2 separate regions of the Homo sapiens genome follow, and region 2 is linked to region 1. A link is an interaction called in ENCODE POLR2A ChIA-PET data of the cell type or tissue named here. Cell type or tissue: HCT116. All regions are shown on one strand. Each heading gives the region's core, and the rest is flanking DNA. Links, peaks and the distances in the headings are about the cores only.

Region 1 (6,301 bases), core at 1,911-4,410:
GAGATCGAGACCATCCTAGCTAACATGGTGAAAGCCCATCTCTACAAAAAATACAAAAAATTAGCTGGGCGTGGTGGCGGGCCTCTGTAGTCCCAGCTACTTGGGAGGCTGAGGCAGGAGAATGGCGTGAACCCGGGAGGCTGAGTTGCAGTGAGCTGAGATTGCGCCACTGCACTCCAGCCTGGGCGACATGGTGAGACTCCGTCTCAAAAAAAAAAAAAGAAAGAAAGAAACAGGGCTCGGTGGCTCACGCCTGTAATCCCAGCACTTTGGGAGGCTGAGGCAGATCACGAGGTCAGGAGTTCAAGACCAGCCTGTCCAACATGTTGAAACCCCATCTCTACTAAAAATACAAAAATTAGCCGGGCATGGTGGTGGGCACCTGTAATCCCAGCTACTTGGGAGGCTGAGGCAGAAGAATAGGTTGAACCCGGGAGGCGGTGGTTGCAGTGAGCCAAGATTGTGCCACTGCACTCCAGCCTGGGTAATAGAGAAAGACTCTGTCTCGGGGGGGAAGAAAACAGGGTTTTCAGCCAGGCGTGGTGGCGGGTACTTGTAATCGCAGCTACTTGGGAGGCTGAGGCAGAATTGCTTGAACCCAAGAGGTGGAGGTGACAGTGAGCCGAGATCGTGCCAACGCACTCCAGCCTGGGTGACGAAGCGAAATTCCACCTCAAAAAAAAAATAATAAATAAAAAATAAAAAAGCTGGGTGTGGTGGCTCAGGCCTGTAATCTCAGCACTTCAGGAGGCCAAAGAGGGTGGTTACCTGAGGTCAGGAGTTTGAGACCAGCGTGGCAACATGGTGAAACCCTGCCTCTACTAAAAATACAAAAACAAATTAGCTGGGCATGGTGGCGTGCGCCTGTAATCCTAGCTACTCGGGAGTCTGAGGCAGGAGAATCACTTGAACCCAATCTCAGCTCACTGCAACATCTGTCTCCTGGGTTCAATCGATTCTCCTGCCTCAGCCTTCTGAGTAGCTGGGGTTACAGGCACCCGACACCATGTCCAGCTAATTTTTGTAGTTTTAGTAGAGACAGGGTTTCACCATGTTGGCCAGGCTGGACTTGAACTCCTGACCTCAGGTGATCCACCTGCCCACCTCAGCCTCCCAAAGTGCTGGGATTACGGGCATGAGCCACCGCACCTGGCCAATATTTCACCATCTCTACCATCTCTGGGGGTGGGTATCAGTGTTGATAAAGCAATTGGAGTCACATAGGCCACTGAAAGATTACAATATCCATGGACACGTTTGCACAAACCACCAAACTTAAGAGGCCCAGACGACATTTTCACGAGGGACTTTCACTCTCCGCGGATCGTTCAGATTCTCCCACGAGGCATGCCGATCATCCGTGATTGTGTTTCATAGAAACACTGAGTTTGAGCCAACCATCTGGGTCAGAGTGGGATTATGACATTAATACACAATTTCACACTGTCAGTGCAGTGTGCTTTATTTTTTTAAATTTTATTTTTAAGAAAAAATGTCCCTTAACACCTAGGTGATGGGTTGATAGGTGCAGTAAACCACCATGACACACGTTTACCTATGTAACAAACCTGTACGTCCTGCACATGTATCCCAGAACTTAAAATAAAAATTAAAAAAAAAAAAAAGAAGAAAAAGAAAACATAAGCCTGGGCTGCCCTTTGGACACCACGGACACAGATCTGCCAGTAAGAACCATCCTCCCGGCCAGGCTTGGTGGCTCACGCCTGTAATCCCAGCTCTTTGGGAGGCCGAGGTGGGCGGATCACCTGAGGTCAGGAGTTCGAGACCAGCCTGGCCAACATGGAGAAACCCCATCTCTACTAAAAACACAAAATTAGCCGGGCGTGGTGGCGCAAGCCTGTAATCTAGGCTACTCGGGAGGCTGAGGCAGGAGAATTGCTTGAACCTGGGAGGAAGAGGTTGCAGTGAGCTGAGATCCTGCCACTGCACTGCATCCTGGGTGACACAGGGAGACTCCATCTCAAATAAATAAAAAAAAAAATAAATAAATTTTTTGTAGAGAGAGTCTCACTCTGTTGCCCAGGCTGGTCTTGAACTCCTGGCCTCTTGAAATTCTCCTGCTTCGGCCTCCCAAAGTGCTGGGATTACATGTGTCAGACACAAACTGCAGCCAGCCTGTTTATTGCTGTTTACTCTAACTGTTGTTACAGTTGGAGTCTGTAGGGTAGAGTGCTCTTGTTATCCATGGGGCATAGAGTTCACTCTGCTAATAATTATTAACAGTATTTATTGCATACTTACTTTGCATCTCTGATTTTTCTTTTTTTCTTTTTTTTTTTTTTTTAAGACGGAGTATCGCCCTGTCACTCAGGCTGGAGTGCAATGGCATGATCTCGGCTCACTGCAACCTCCGCCTCCCGGGTTCAAATGATTCTCCTGCCTTAGCCTCCTGAGTAGCTAGGATTACAGGCGCCAGCCACCACGCCCAGCTAATTTTTGTATTTTTAATAGAGACGGGTTTTCACCATGTTGGCCAGGATGGTCTGGAACTCCTGACCTCAGGTGATCCACCTGCCTCGGCCTCACAAAGTGCTGGGATTACAGGTGTGAGCCACCTCGCCTGGCCACATCTCTGATTTTTCACAATAACTTGATCATGTAGGATCTATTAACACCTCCATTTTACAAATGAGGAAAATTGAGGCTCAAAGAGGTGAACTTGGCCAGGCGCAGTGGCTCACGCCTGTAATCCCAGCACTTTGGGAGGCCAAGGAGGGCGGATCACGAGGTCAGGAGATCGAGACCATTCTGGCTAACACGGTGAAATCCCGTCTCTACTAAAAATACACAAAATTAGCTGGGCGTGATGGCGGGTGCCTGTAGTCCCAGCTACTCGGGAGGCTGAGGCAGGAGAATGGCGTGAACCCGGGAGGCGGAGCTTACAGTGAGCCGAGATAGCGCCACTGCAGTCTGGCCTGGGCGAAAGAGCGAGACTCCATCTCAAAAAAAAAAAAAAAAAAAAAGAGGTGAACTTCGCTAGGCAGGGTGACTCACACCTGTAATTCCAGCACTCTGGGAGGCCAAGGTGGGCGGATCGTTTGAGCCCAGGAGTTGGAGACTATCCTGGTCAACACAGAGAGACCCCAACTCCACTAAAAATAAAAAAAAATTAGCTGGGTTGGCTGGGCATGGTGGCTCACGCCTGTAATCCCAGCACTTTGGGATGCTGAGGCGGGTGGATCATCTGAGGTCAGGAGTTCAAAACCAGCCTGACCAACATGGAAAAACCCCGTCTCTACTAAAAATACAAATTAGCTGGGCGTGGTGGCGCATGCCTGTAATCCTAGCTACTCGGGAGGCTGAGGCAGGAGAATTGCTTGAACCCAGGAGACGGAGGTTGCGATGTGCCAAGATGGTGTCACTGCACTCCAGCCTGGGCAAGGAGAGCAAAACTGCGTCTCAAAAAAAAAAAAAAAAAAAAAAAGCTGGGCATGGTGGTGGGCGCTTGTAATTCCAGCTACTCAGGAGGCTGAGACAGGAAAATTGCTTGAACCAGGGAGGCAGAGGTTGCAGTGGGCCAAGATCGTGCCATTGCACTTACAGCCTGGGTGACAAGAGCAAAATTCCATCTCAAAAAAAAAAAAAAGTAACTGGGCATGGTGGCATGTGTCTGTAGTCCCAGCTACTCAGGAGGCTGAAGTGGGAGAATTGCTTGAGGCAGGGAAGTCGAGGCTGTAGTGAGCCATTATTGTGCCACTGCAATCCAGCCTGGGCAACACAGTGAGACCCCCATCTCAAAAAAAAAAAAAAAAAAAAAAAGAGGTGAACTGAGTTCACTTGCCTTGTCAGAGACAAGAAGTAGCAAAGGTTGGGTGTAACAGCCAGGTGTGGTGGCTCACACATGTAATCCCAGCACTTTGGGAGGCTGAGGCTGGCGGATCACGAGGTCAGAAGATTGAGACCATCCTGGCTAACACGGTGAAACCCTGTCTCTACTAAAAATACAAAAGATTAGCCGGGCGTGGTGGGGGGCGCCTGTAGTCCCAGCTACTCAGTAGGCTGAGGCAGGAGAATGGCGTGAACCCGGGAGGCGGAGCTTGCAGTGAGCCGAGATGGGGCCACTGCACTCCACCCTGGACGACAGAGTGAGACTCCGTCTCAAAAAAAAAAAAAAAAGGTTGGGTGTAACTCATCTCTGTCTTGCTGGTGGGAGGGTAGGGGTCACTGGGTTTGTTACTGATGTGTTATCTTTTTGTTTGTTTGTTTGTTTTGAAACTGAGTTTCGCTCTTGTTGCCCAGGCTGGAGTGCAATGGCGCGATCTCAGCTCACCGCAACCAACCCCCTCCCGGGTTCAAGCGATTCTACCTTAGCCTCCCGAGCAGCTGGGATTACAGACATGCACCACCAAGCCCGGCTAATTTTTTGTATTTTTAGTAGGGACGGGGTTTCTCCATGTTGGTCAGGCTGGTCTCGAACTACAGACCTCAGGTGATCCACCTGCCTCGGCCTCCCAAAGTGCTGGGATTACAGGCGTGAGCTACCGCGCCCAGCCTTTTTATTTATTTATTTTTAGACGGAGTTTTGCTGTTACCCAGGGTGGAGTGCAGCGGAGCGATCTCGGCTCACTACAGCCTCCGCCTCCTGGATTCAAGCGATCCTCCTGGGTTCAAGCGATTCTCCTGCCTCAGCCTCCTGAGTAGCCGGGATTACAGGTGCGCCACCACGCCTGGCAAATTTCTGTACTTTTAGTAGAGATGGGGTTTCACCATGTTGGCCAGGCTGGTCTGGAACTTCTGACCTGAAGTGATCTCCCGCCTCGGCTCCCAAAGTGCTAGGTTTACAGGCGTGCGCCACTGCGCCGGGCCCTGATGTAGTATCTTTGAAAATCTGCATTTTTTTTTTTTTGGAGGGGGTAGTAAAAGAGGTAATAAAGCATAATGGTAAAGGGTAAATGTGGTGGTTTGGAATTGGTTAGATCTGGGTTCGAATCTTAGTTCCAATACTTCCTGGCTGTAAGATTTAGTGGACTGATTTTCCCTCAGAGAGCATCACTTTCTTTATCTGTAAATGGGGATAACAGCAGTAATTCCCCTCGTTGGGATTTTGTGAGGATTAAATGAGAAGATGCCCCTGACAATGCTTGGCCCGGTGCCTGGCACATCATGAACACTCGGAATTCGGGAGCTGTTATTCGAACAATGAAGATGATTATTATTGCTGGACCACACCGCTCCCAGAGGGTTACAATATCCGTGGGGGAGCTGTACTGTCCGTAGGCAAGGTTACATAATTCCCGGGGGTTGTGGGGGAAAGCTTCCCTGGAGCCCTTGGTCTCCCCAAGGAGGAGGCCTGAGACTTTTTTTTTTAGGCACTGGTGAGGAGCCTGTCTAAGGTGGACTAGGTACCCCGCAAGCGAGGAGGCTGGGATTGAAGCCCTGGGTACCGGGAGCCTGAGCTCCGCAGGCCTTCCCTATCTGTGACTTTTCTGTCTCCCCGCCCATCTTCTGGATTCGTCCCCCACCCAGCCCCCCCAACTCCCGCCCGCCACCCATACGCCCCTCCTTCGGAACCTCAGAGTCTTTTTTGAGACTCTGTTTCCAGGCTATGCCTGTGAATATTGCTTCTATTTGGCCTCTACCCTGCTGCCGGCTCCTGGGCTCCATCAGATCTGCGCTGTGATTTCCTGTTTCCCAGAGCCTCAGGCTTCATCCTTCCCTCCCGGCTGAGGCAGAGAACGGAGACTTAACACTTCTCTACGCTCTGGCTTTCGATCTTAAGCCCTGTCTTCCTCTCTCCTGGCGACCCTCAGTGCCCCTTGGGAGCACATTTGTTCAGACTTTGGTCGCCCCCTCGTATCCCGGCCCCGCCTCCGGAACCCCCGGTCCTAGTAGTGGACGTGGGGGGACCTCCGGCGCCAGCCCTATCCCCGGGACAGCTGCAGCCTGGGGACGGTGGTGGTGGGGGCTTCCAAATGCATTCTCTCTGGTCACTTCCTCCCCAGCTGGACGGGGGTTATCAGGGAAGCCAAGACCCCATCCCCACAGGAGCGGAGGGCACAGCCGCCTCCCCATTTCCGATGCTGGGAAATGCATCCCACCCATTCCACCCCACCCCTGGACAGCTGCCCCCATTCAGGCTCAGGGTTGGGGGGTTGGGTAAAACCAAGCTGGGAAATGCTGTGGTCTTCATCATCTTCTAAGGTCCTGACCCCGCCCCTCTGCAGAGAAGATTCTGCCCCCTCCCCACAAAAGTTTCTGACCCCCGCTTCCTCGGAAGGGCCCCCCGTTTTCCCATACAGGCTCCCAAAAGAAACTCTGGAGCCCGCAGTGGGCAGGAGAG
Region 2 (6,301 bases), core at 2,120-4,619, 1.4 Mb before region 1:
GGCGGTGGAATAAAAGAGCTGCAAGGTGCTAGAGGCAAGGAAAGCTTTTTTCTTTACACAAACTCAGTGAATATTATTCCTCTGGTCCCTGCTTCTTTCCAAGTCACCCCTAATACCATGAAGCCAGAGAGAGGCATAGCAAAGAAGGCTGCTGAAGGATGAGATGGAAAGAGGCGGGAGCTGGGAGAGAACAGGATGAAACTTCTATTAATAGCTCCTAGTCTTTGCTTGCCCTACTCCAGGGCAGCACCCCTCAGCATGGTGGGTGTAAGTGTAGGAAACAGAGCCAGAATGCAGGGGTTCAAATCCTGACACTACACTTAGCAAGTCAGTTTATCTTATTTTATTTATTTATTTATTTATTTTTGAGACAGAGTCTCGCCCTGTTGTTTAGGCTGGAGTGCAGTGGCGCGTTCTCGGCTCACTGCAACCTCCACCTCCCGGGTTCAAGTGATTCTCATGCCTCAGCCTCCTGAGTAGCTGGGATTACAGGCACCTGCCACCATACCAGGCTAATTTTTATATTTTTTTAAAGTAGAGACGGGGTTTCACCATGTCGGCCAGGCTGATCTTGAAATCCTGACCTCAAGTGATCCTTCCGCCTCGGCCTCCCAAAGTTCTGGGATTACAAGCATGAGGCACCACACCTGGCCTAACAAGTCAGTTTAGAAGCCAGATGTGGTAGTTCAAGCCTATTAATTCCAACACTTTGGGAGGCCAACACTGGAGGAATGATGGAGGCCACGAGTTCAAGACCAGCCTGGGCAACATAGTGAGACCCCCCACCCTCCCCCACCGTCTCTATTAAAAAAAAAAATTCAATCAGCCAGGCAGCCAGACACGATGGCTCATGCCTGTAATCCCAGCACTTCGGGAGGCCAAGGTGAGTGGATCAACTGAGGACAGGAGTTCAAGCCCAGCCTGGCCAACATAGTGAAACCCCGTCTCTACTAAAATACAAAAATTAGCCGAGCATGATGACAGGCATCTGTAATCCCAGCTACTCAGGAGGCTGAGGCAGGAGAATTGCTTGAACCTGGGATGTGGAGGTTGCAGTGAGCTGAGATTGCACCACTGTACTCCAGCCTGGGCAACAGAGCCAGAATCCACCTCAAAACAAACAAACAAACAAAAAAGCTCTCTAAAATCAGCCAGGCTTGGTCACATGGGCCTGTAGTTCCAGTTACTCAGGAGGCTGAGGCAGGAGGATCACTTGAGGCCAGGAACTGGAGGCCGCAATCAGCTATGATCCTGCCGTTGCACTCCAGCCTAGGCAACAGAGCAAGACCGTGTCTCAAAAAATAAAAAATATCAGCTCAATTTAGGCAAGTGAGTTAACCTCTTGTATTGGTGTCCTATTTTGCTGTAACAAATTAGCTTAGATCTAGTGGCTTAAAACAACAGAAATTTATTCTCTCACAGACTGGAGGTCAGAAGTACAAAATGTGTCTCATGTAATCAAAATCAAGGTGTCAGCAGAGCAGTGCCCTGGTCAAGAGATGTCCGGGGTGAGTGATTTCCTTGTCGTTTTCCAGCAGGAGCTGCATTTCTTACGTTTCTTGGTTCTTGGCCATTTCTCCATCATCAAAGCCCGCAGCAAATACCTTCTGTCTCCCACCCTGTTTTCCTCTGCTTCTCTCCCATGACTTACTTTTCTTCTGTCTACAGTCAAATGTCCCTGTCCCTCCTTCCTCCAGGGGCACTTCTGATTACACTTAGGGCCCATCTGGATAATTAGGAAAATGTTCCTGATTAAGTTCCTTAACTTAATCATATCTGCAAAGACCCTTTTTTCCTTTAAGGTAACACCCATAGGCTCCAGGGCTTAGGACCTGGATATTTTCGGGGACCATCTCTCAGCCCACCACACCTCTCTAATCCTCAGTTTCCGTGTGTGTGTACGAAATAGGATATTTACAGATTCACCAATAATATAGATAATACTCTCAAAACAGTACCCACTGTAACACAAACACAATAAACTTGAGACGGGGAGAAACTCATTTAAAGTCTCCTGTTTTAGGCCGGGCGCCGTGGCTCATGCCTGTAATCCCAGGACTTTGGGAGGTGGAGGTGGGCAGATCGCTTGAGCTCAGGAGTTCAAGACCAGCCTGGAGAACATGGTGAAATGTTGTCTCTACAAAAAATACAAAAATTAGCCAGGCGTGGTAGTGCACGCCTGTCATCCCACCTGCTTGGGCAGCTGAGGTGGGAGGATGGCTTGAGCCCAGGAGGTGGAGGTTGCAGTGAGCTGAGATCTCACCACTGCACTCCAGCATGGACGATAAAGCCAGACGTTATCTCAAAAAAATAAAAAGTCTTCCCTTTGGACCTCAGTTTCTCTGCCTGGAAAACGGGGGAAGAGGGTTATTGGACTCAAGGGTTTACCAGCTCTTCCACTCCCCAGGGAGGCCCTGAGTGGAGAGGTCCTCTACATCTAAGAGGTGTCCAGGCCAGGATCTGAAAGCCACATCAGTGTGGCCTGTTAGGCGTCCCAGAAAGGGGAGGTTATGAGCGATGGCCCTTTCCCTACCATCAGCTCAGCCACCCCCCATCCCCCCCACCTCCCCAACCAGAGAAGGACCTTCCCAGCGGCCAGGCCAGAGGGCAGTCACTTCATCATGGCAGGTGGCAAGAGGATGAGGGAGCCCCAAACAGGTGCACACACACACACACACGCATGCATGCAGGCACACTCACACACATGCATGCATACACACACTCACACATGCACATATGCACACACACACACACAGGCACACAAACACGTGCGCGCACACACACATGCACACACATGCACACAAACACATGTGTGCGCACACACGCATGCACGTACACTCACACACATGCACACGCATGCACACACGCGCACACATGCACACACGCACACACACAGTGTCCCTGTATCTCTGTGTCTATTTTGTGTTCTCTGAAGGCAACTGTGTGTTGTTTTCTCTAACTCCTCTGTCAGTCTCTTATCTTCTCTCTCTCCCTGCTTGCCCATTTTTCTTTCTCCCTGTCCTTGTTCTTCGGTTGCTGTTTTCTGTCTCTCTCACTCCCCCCACACCCCCATCTCAGATTTCCCCTGAGCCAGTCTGTCTGTGGGTCTCTTCTCTCTCCCTCTCCCTCGTTTCCCCACCTCCATCTCTATCCCCAGCTCTCTCTCTCTCTCTCTGTCTCTCCCTCTCTTTGCCTCCTCCTCTATCACCCTCTCTGTCTCTGCCTGAAATTCTCCTCTCCACAGGCTGGGGAAGCCCCCGAAACCCATGGGCCTCACCCATGATCCCGCAGGCAGGCAAGAGCTGGGTGAGGCCCAGGTGAGTCACGAGGAGGAAGGAGCCGACATCCCTGCCGTGTTTCTGGAGAGTGTCCAGGTCCTGATCCCTGCATTTCCCTTCCCTTTACACGTCAGCAGAACCTTACAGGTGTGTGTGTGTGTCACTTGAGGGAGAGACAGAGAGAAAGAATCAGAAAGAGAAACAGAAACAATGACACAGAAAGAGAAAGAGAGCCATGGGGAGAGACAGAGAAAAGGGAGAAGCAGAGATAAAAAGACATGAAGAGAGAGACAAACAGATACAGAGATCGAGGTACAGAGAGAGAAAGTGATAGAGTTGGAGAGAGAGAGAGATAGGCATTGAGAGAGAGAAAGAGGGACAGAGACAAAGAAAACAACAAAACAGAGAGATAGAAAAAGACAAAGACACAGGGAGAGACAGAAATTTCAGGAGGCGAGGGCAGCCTTGGGCAGGGATGAGTGGGCTCTGAAATACCTCTCATTCGTTAAAGAGGAAATTGGCTGAGCATAGTGGCTCACACCTGTAATCCCACCACTTTGGGAGGCCAAGGCGGGAGGATCACTCGAACCCAGCAGTTCAAGACCAGCCTGGGGAACAGACCAAGGCTCCATCTCTACAAAAAACACGAAATATGAGAAAATAGCCAGGCATGGTGGTGCACACCCCTAGGTCCCAACTACTCAGGAGGCTGAAGTGGGAGTTTCGCTTGAGCCCAGGAGTTCAAGGCAGCAGTGAGCTATGATCATGCCTCTGTCTCAAAAAAAAAAAAAAAAAAAAAAAAAGGGAAATTGGGAAATTGTGGCTTAGAGAAGTGAGGTCATCCCACCAGGAAGTGGTAGCAGCACAGCACACAGCTCCGCATGACCCTCAAACCTGAGTTTTCTCTTCACTGAGAGATGCCCCCTACCCACCCCAGACCCATTTCATAGGTGGCAAAGCCGGGGATTGATGGAGTGAAGCCATCTGCCCAGGGTCACCCAGAAGCAAGTGGCTGAGCTGGGTCTCAAGCCTGCTTGGACCAACACCCCAACTGTCTATTTCCCCACCTCATGTACATTCCGATCTAGTTTAGTTTTCACACCAGCCCAAGAGGGATCCCCTTCTCCAGCTGAGAAAACTGAGGCTCAGAAAGAAGAATGTCATTGGCCCAGGGTGACCCAGCCAGGGAAGTGCCCACTTCAGCAGCTGACGCGTGATAACTGTTGACGTCAGACTCAATGACAGGCCTCCATCTCCCTTCCTACTCCAGGAAGAGGTGAATGTCCAGAGTTGCAACAATGATAATACTGGCAGCTATCGCTTTTATTGAGCACATACTATGTACCAGGCACTGTGGCAAGCATCTTAGGAGCATTCTTCTTTTTGTTTGTTTGTTTGTTTGTTTTAGATGGAGTCTAGCTCTGTCGCACAGGCTGGAGTGGAGTGGTGCGATCTCGGCTCACTGCAATCTCTGCCTCCCAGGTTCAAGCAATTCTCGTGCCTCAGCCTCCTGCGTAGCTGGGACTACAGGTGCATGCCACCACACCTAGCTAATTTTTTTGTATTTTTTAGTAGAGACAGGGTTTTGCCATGGTGGCCAGGCTGGTCTTGAACTCCTGACCTCAAGTGATCCACCTGCCTTGGTCTCCCAAAGCACTGGTATTATAGACATGAGCCACCATGCTCAGTCATTTTAGGTGGATTCTTTTACCTCCGCAGTACACCAGCCCTGGGAGGGTGATACTTGCTATCTCTACTTTCCAGATAAGGGGCTTGGGCACAGAGATAGATTAAGTAACCTGCTAGAGGTGACACAGCCAATATGTAGATGCAATTTAGATTTTCACAATCTGAGACCAGCTCCCACACTCTTAACCATTGGGCTATACTACCTCTTAGGAAATTCTCTGGGAGTTCTTTTTTTTTTTTTTTTCAGTCTCACTTTTGTTGCCCAGGCTCGAGTTCAGTAGCTCGATTTTGGCTCACTGCAGCCTCAAACCCCTGGGGCTCAAGTGATCCTCCCACCTCAACCAGAGAGTAGCTGAGACCACAAGTGTGCACCACGACACCTGGCTAATTTTTCTATTTTTCATAGAGACAAGGTCTCGCTATGTTGTCCAGGCTGTAATTTTATTTTTTTATAGATACAAGGTCTTACTATGTTGCCCAGGGTGGTCTCGAACCCCTGAGCTCAAGCAATCCTCCAGCCTTCGCCTCCCAAAGTGCTGAGATTATAGGCATGAACCACTGTGCTCACCATTGGGAGTTTTTTTGTTTTTTGTTTTCTAACCTTATCTTAAAATCATTAGCTTACAGCTTCAATGAGTTAGTAAGAATCACATAGTACAGGCTGGAAGCGGTAGCTCATGTCTGTAATTTCAGCAATTTGGGAGGCCAAGGTGGGTGGATCACCTGTAGTCAGGAGTTAGAGACCAGCCTGGCAGACATGGTGAAACCCCATCTCTACTAACAATACAAAAATTAGGGCCGGGTGCGGTGGCTCACCCCTGTAATCCCAGCACTTTGGGAGGCTGAGGCAGGTTGATCATCTGAAGTCAGGAGTTCGAGACCAGCCTAGCCGACATGGCGAAACCCCATCTCTACTAAGAATACAAAAATTAGGGCTGGGCGCAGTGGTTCAAGCCTGTAATCCCAGCATTTTGGGAGGCTGAGGCGGGTGGATCACCTGAAGTCAGGAGTTCAAGACCAGTCTGGCCAGCATGGTGAAACCCCATCTCTACTAAAAATGCAAAAAATTCGCCAGGCATGGTGGAGAATGCCTGTAATCTCAGCTACTCAGGAGGCTGAGGCAGGAGAACCTCTTGAACCTGGGAGGCAGAAGTTGCAGTGAGCCGAGACCGTGCCATTGCACTCCAGCCTGGGTAACAAGAAAGAAACTCCGACTCAAAAAAAAAAAAAAAATAGCCAGGCATGCATGAGAATCCCTTGAACCTGGGAGGTGGAAGTTGCAGTGAGCCGAGACCACGCCATTGCATCCAGCCTGGGAGACAAAGTGAGACTCT

Evidence for each region. Peaks named below come from ENCODE experiments on the same cell type or tissue, not always from the same donor. Only the 100,000 strongest peaks of a DNase experiment are listed, where the experiment ranks them.
Region 2: POLR2A ChIA-PET joins it to region 1 with 7 read pairs; 2 of 35 experiments call an interaction of 5 or more read pairs at or near these places.

The regions. Positions count from the first base shown.
Region 1 is chr19:42,255,445-42,261,745 of GRCh38, reverse strand. No RefSeq gene overlaps it. Among named protein-coding and RNA genes, the nearest start is that of ERF, 3.5 kb to the right of the region's middle. RefSeq lists a silencer at 2,933-3,133 and enhancers at 2,952-3,772, 3,773-4,594, 5,390-5,921. In HCT116, for the core only: no CTCF peak of the experiment used is centred there; a DNase peak (open chromatin) is centred at 3,026; H3K4me3 peaks cover 691 bases; H3K27ac peaks cover 2,194 bases.
Region 2 is chr19:43,672,633-43,678,933 of GRCh38, reverse strand. The region is part of intron 2 of LOC124904724 (a long non-coding RNA gene); the gene reads right to left. Among named protein-coding and RNA genes, the nearest start is that of PLAUR, 5.6 kb to the right of the region's middle. RefSeq lists an enhancer at 3,401-3,500. In HCT116, for the core only: no CTCF peak of the experiment used is centred there; a DNase peak (open chromatin) is centred at 3,363; H3K4me3 peaks cover 1,346 bases; H3K27ac peaks cover 1,873 bases.